Regions from separate parts of the Homo sapiens genome. Here region 1 is linked to region 2. Evidence: chromatin loops called from intact Hi-C (ENCODE). Cell type or tissue: K562. All regions are shown on one strand. Each heading gives the region's core, and the rest is flanking DNA. Links, peaks and the distances in the headings are about the cores only. Region 1 has its middle 62 kb from the start of LINC03007. Region 2 overlaps SNX10 (sorting nexin 10).

What was found. Hi-C counts contacts between places; a loop is a spot of excess contacts. Peaks named below come from ENCODE experiments on the same cell type or tissue, not always from the same donor. Only the 100,000 strongest peaks of a DNase experiment are listed, where the experiment ranks them.
Region 1: a loop joins it to region 2, with 3 times the contacts of the local background. A loop is called at or near these places in 8 of 110 quality-filtered maps.

The regions. Positions count from the first base shown.
Region 1 is chr7:25,850,665-25,853,575 of GRCh38, forward strand. No RefSeq gene overlaps it. Among named protein-coding and RNA genes, the nearest start is that of LINC03007, 62 kb to the left of the region's middle. RefSeq lists a silencer at 1,135-1,184. In K562, for the core only: a CTCF peak has its summit at 1,127 (motif pointing left); a DNase peak (open chromatin) is centred at 1,147; H3K4me3 peaks cover 673 bases.
Region 2 is chr7:26,363,995-26,366,905 of GRCh38, forward strand. SNX10 (sorting nexin 10) reads left to right here. Exons shown (of 7, transcript NM_013322.3): 4 at 541-641; 5 at 1,053-1,151. Among named protein-coding and RNA genes, the nearest start is that of LINC02981, 33 kb to the right of the region's middle. In K562, for the core only: a CTCF peak has its summit at 1,307 (motif pointing left); a DNase peak (open chromatin) is centred at 1,287.

The sequences.
Region 1 (2,911 bases), core at 182-2,681, 510 kb before region 2:
AGAGAATTTGGTTAATTTTAAAATGTTATCCAAGTAATTACAGTCATTATACTTTCCTGCGGCGCAGCAAAGAAGTAAAAATATCAAGCTCTCCCGCAAATTTTCCAATATATACATACTGTTAAAACATACACATGTGCACACAAACACGTACAGTGAAACCAGATTTTGGAGTTTATCGCTTGCCAAGGTTCACCCCAGAGCAAATATTTACTGCGGAGTTACAAAATTTTCCTGAAGGAGAACCAAAATGGAAGCGTTTACATATGCTGCAAGTACTTTGTGTGCGCAGGGGCCACAAGAAAGATATAGTTTAATAAAAACATTTATGGATTTTGAAAGCAAACACAATCCAAGAGTCTTGCACATGTGGGAAAAGATGATATTCCAGCCTAACACGTTCTCTCTTGAAGATCTTTTGGCTGTTTGCAGTGAGCAAACCCCAGTTTCCTCTGGGGCCCCGCTAATCTATATTGTAAACCATTCTCAGGAAACAAATGAAAGAACCATCCGACACTGCCCTCGGAGACAGCGGCAGGGATGCGGCTCTGCTCTACAGGCAGACAGAAACTTCCCAGGATGGGCGAAGGTGGCTGCTGCATGAAGAACTGGGGTTCTCTAACCTAAACCTTCGCCACCTCCTCTTCCTATCAGGAGAATCTCTCTTAACTGATTTCCTCTGCATTCTCTCACCTCCCGGGCTACCTCCCACTTCACCATCGCAAAACGAACCCGATATTTGCAAAACTTAGGAAAAGACACACCGGCGTGCGGCCCACTGTTTCCATGCCTTTTGCCCCATGGCCTGAGAACCCACTGTATGCATGGCCTTAGAACCAAAGTTTTGCACTTCAAGTGAGCTTTGTTCACGTTCGCCCCATTTTGTTCTGCCATTAGGTCTTGCGGGTGCGCTAGCCTGCTCTTCATTAGTGCTTTTGTGCCTCATTCTTTATGAACCCCGGGCTGCATCCATCTACCTTAGCGCTAATGATCAAACGGGGGATCTTGAAATCACTCTGCGCAATTTACAAATCACACAAACTGGAAAAAGGAATTCACGCCAAATTGGACAAACTTTTGGAAAGGCCTTGTGGAGCCTTGCTCCTCTATCCTTGGGCTCTATTGCCCCCTGGTGGTTTCTCCGAGACAAACGCGGCCAGGGCTCAGCTCCGAGGCTCAGGTGTCCTGCCCTGCGGGCTGGAGCTGCTCTCTGGGACGCAGTGGGGCTGACTCGCGGGTGGGGAGGGAAGGAACCGGCAGTACGAAAATAAACGTGGAAGAAAAGGGAACTTGGGGACATTTGTCCGGCAAAAAGGGTTCAGGCTTCTCCACCTAAAACAAAAGAACATTAGAGCTGTACAAAAAAATGCGGAGATCCTAAAACAGCCCCCTCTTTCTACAGACGAGAAACTGAGGCACAGAGAGATGATGTGATTTGCCCAGTCACATCATCTGGTTGTTTATGGCTAATCTCACCAACCCTGGTCATGCTGCTTTTGGGGGATGACAGGGTTCGGGGCTCCAGGCGGCCGGGAAAGTGTGATGAGTTGGCCTTATTCTGTTGAAGACGCAAAGGAGTGATCAAATAAGGAAACCAGCAGCCTGGGAGATTTGTGTTCCAGGCCCCAGTGAACCCGTTACAGGGTGGGACTGGGTGGAGCAGCCTTCAGGCCGCCCCGGCCCCTCGTGGGAATGCGCCGCGCCCCCCGGACTCTGGAGCGGCCCGACCCTGCTTCCCAGGCCCCGGGCAGGCGGGCGGGCGAGACACAAAGCAGGCCCCGCGGGCGGTGCTCCGGGTTTCGCGAGGGCGGCGGTGCGCTTGATTGATGGATTCACGGCGTTTAACCCCCGCCGCCTCGCCGGAGGCGGCCGATCCAGCTGCGGCCGAGGGCCTAGGGTGGCCATGGGCCCGGCCCCCGCGTCCTCCGCGCCCCCGCCCCGGCTCGGGAGGGCTGCCCCCCGGGAGTGGAGAAAGGCTGATTTACAGCCGGCCGGCCGCACTCTTGCAAAATCACTGCGGCCGGGGAAACCCACTCCCAGGACTCAGCCCGGAAGAGGCCCTGAAGGGGAGCGGAGACTGGGCGCTGGGGTGGGGGCGGGGGCGCCGAGCCTCAACTTCCCGCGTCTGCTGGAAGCTTGCTCTGAGCGCCGGCTGCGGCGTTTTCCCGCCTTCTGCCCACGTTTTCGCCCGGGAGTGGGTTTCAGGAGAGCTGGGGACAGCGGCATCCCTCGCCCTGGGACCGTTGCCCCTGCGCCCGCCGCCCTGTGCCTGGGCCTTTGCACCCGGAGCGCCCCGCGCCCCAGCGCAGTCGTCCCCACGCGCCGGGATCGCCAAATTCCCACCTGGGGCCCGCCTTTACTGGGGGGCTGCAAAAGAGACTTAGAAGCAGAGATTCGGGAGGGGAGCTGATAGCTCCCGAGTCCTAAGCCACGCCTGGACAGCCCACAGGTCCCATCTCCATTTGTTTAAACACTTTTTGCCCCGTTTTCTGCAGGGCAGAAGACAAATATTAAGAGAGCAAGATTGTGCTTAGAAACTTAAGGTTCTCTTTTAAAAGACTCGTTCCTTCAGGTCTTCCTTCTTACCACCTAAGGGAAAAAAGTACCCCCTAAAATTCTTGCTTTACTTTTAGCAATTCTTACTTCAGTTTTACTATTGATACCCTCCGATCTTTTTCAAGAGGAAAAAAAAGCCAGATAGTGAAATAAAATAAGAAACGTATGGTTTCAACTTGAACTAACGAATCAGAAGTGTTGATTCTAAACTAAAAAGTGTTACTACTTTTTTTGCTTATATGTGCCTGGGTAGGATGAGTTTTCCTACAGCCTGCGAAGTTGGTCACTAGAAACAGGGGCTGGTGAAAATGTGCAGATTCTTGCCCTGCAGACACTAAGGATCTGGTGCTGGGCT
Region 2 (2,911 bases), core at 236-2,735:
CACGCTCCCTCTCACATACAGTAGAGAAGGGAATGCTGTTCTCTAGGATTTCTGGTGATTTGTATGATCTGCAGGGTGGCCATGTCAAGGAGATGAAGATTTCTGCAATGTCTCATAAAGGGTCATGAGGAGGTGTCTCTAAGCCCCAAAGTTTCCTCCAGCTTACGTGGATGGTGGTAAAATGCAACGGATGAACCTGAGCTCCTACCTGTCATTTATATGTTAGGATTTATTTTTTATGATTTATTCTTGAAAGCAGTGCTCATAGGTGAGTAGGAGGCTCCTTCAGGATGCAGGGAGTGGCCAGGTCATACCTCACCCTGGGGCAACACTGCTTATTTCCATCATCCTGGCTGTCTTCAGGGCTGTTATGTTCCTGGGTTATGTGCAAGATTTCAGAGTACTGGCATAAATATAAATATATGTTTGGTGGTTTAAATCCTATTTAGAGTGAATGTTGAGATCATATTGTGAATTATAGATACAAGAAATGCATTTTTTTCCTCAGGTAAGACTCATTTTTCTACTTTCTCTGTACAGACTAATAGCATGTGTTTTACAATGAAAACATCCTGTGTACGAAGAAGATATAGAGAATTCGTGTGGCTGAGGCAGAGACTCCAAAGTAATGCGTTGCTGGTGTAAGTGATTTAGAGTATACTGTGGAGACTTTGTCATTATATTCAGTATTTAAAATTGACGTTCATTAAGATATATAAGATATGAAGGATTTTTATAGGCTTTTGCCTTGATTACAATATGTAGCTTTAGTTTCTTAGCTACTGCATCTGAATTTAAAATTTATCACTTAAATTTCACCAACTTTGATGGGTATAGGCCATGAAAGGCCTCAGAAATGTTTAAAGATGGGTTTTTCTTTAAGCTGACTTCCTGATACCCTTATTATATAACTATATAATGTATAATCATAATTATAGAATAACTGTGTGATAATAATCATCATACATAATTTGCCTTCACTTTGAGGGATTTCTGTAACAGAAGCACCTTGAGTTAATCATTTAAAAACATTGTTTTTTCTTTCTCCTAAGACAACTGCCAGAACTTCCATCTAAAAACCTGTTTTTCAACATGAACAATCGCCAGCACGTGGATCAGCGTCGCCAGGGTCTGGAAGATTTCCTCAGAAAGTGAGTGTCCAGAAACTTTTGTGGCCAGACAAGGGGTGTGAGCAAGTGCTTTACAAGAGCTGCATGGTGGTGTGGGGAAGAGTGTTCCTGTTTCTGAAATGCAAATAATCTGCACTAGAGCAAAACCCAGTGGCCCATTTCCTATATTAGAGCACCATCTTGTGGCTCACATCATCTCGTACATATTTGGGACCAAGTCTTCTAGAAAGAAAACAATGAACAAATTGAATTAAATATCTGGTCCTTTAAGCTGTCAAGCAGATCTAAATTACCTGGGCGTTTAGCTGACAAAAGTAAAAATTTGCCAGGAAACAAATATGCCTAATCATCAAAAGGCACTTCTTAAAAACTGTCTTTCTTTACAATGCTTAGAATTTACAGACCAAAATCAGCTCAGTAACGGGCTGCTAATATCCTTCTGGGTTCCTCTAATAGTTTAACGCTGATCTTTGAAGGGAATGTTTATAAAGGAGTATTTGGTGGCGTGTGAACAGTCTCAGTGAGTTATTAACTCTGGATTACTCTGTGATGGTGGGTATTGCCGTTAAAGCTGCCTGAGTTCACACTACCAGTGATTTCCCTCCCCCAATCCACTCTCTGGAATGCTGGAATACCCAGAATGCTAGAGGCCATATAGCACGCTGATTTACACCTAGACTCCGAGGCCAGGCTACCTGAGTTCAGATCCTCGCTCTGCCACTTACTAGCTGGGGGCTTGGGCAGATCATTTACCTCCTCTGCCTGTGTCTTCCCATCTATAAAATGGGGTAATCATAGTACCTACCTCATAGGGTTGTTGAGAAGATTAGACAAGTTAGTGACTGTAAAGCACTCATGACAGTGTCTGGCATGCAGTGTGTGCTATCTTCATGTTGGCTGTTATTATCTTAATGCACTTAGACATGAGACAGCTTTTGCTTTCCTAATTTCCAATTTTGTAGATAAGGAAATAGGCTGAGTCATATGACTACTAGTTACTGACAGGACCCAGTCTCCTGAACTGTTTCTTTTTCTAGTAGTTTCAGGATCTGAAGTCATCTCCTTTGGGGTTCACTAAATAGGACCTTAGAGCTAGCCTGAAATAAATATACTGCCTCCTCCCCATTTGGCTCTCTCATAAAGGGTTTGGATATTAAGTATGCACATTAATATTAATATTTATTTCTATTAGATTGACTTAGTGCCTTTTCTTTGAAGGTGTCCTAGAGGCATACAGAAAGATCCAAGATTATAAATTGAGGGAGAGTGGGCCAATGAAGAGAAGCCAGAGGAATAAACATGGCAAGAGACCAGAAGAACTGATTAGCAGAGCCAAGTCCTCCGAAAACATTTCATTGTATTTTTGGGGGGTATCACAGGCATGGCAGGACAGAGACCTGGCCAAGTTTTTCCTGCCCTTTCCCCTAGAGGAGGCCTCTGATTTTAATTGTTGTCTCTATGAGGCCCAGGTGGCTGATGGCCTCTCCCTTGAGATGTGGTCCCTGCCACACAATTCTACAGAATTGCCTGTCACTCTAGTGTAGGACATGTTGTCCTCGGGGAGCTGTGGCATCTTGTCTTCTGTAGGGAAGTCTTATTTCAGGTCAGAAGGCAGCACGTACCTCTGAATTATATTGCTGGTTAAGTGCAGGGTATGTGTTTTTGACCAGGAATTACTTCGTTGTTTTGAACACAACCTTTCTATCCACAGTTGATCTACCCAAATGAATGACCCTGTGAGTGTCATTCAGCCATAGTGGGGTTATGCTTGTGCCAGGTTA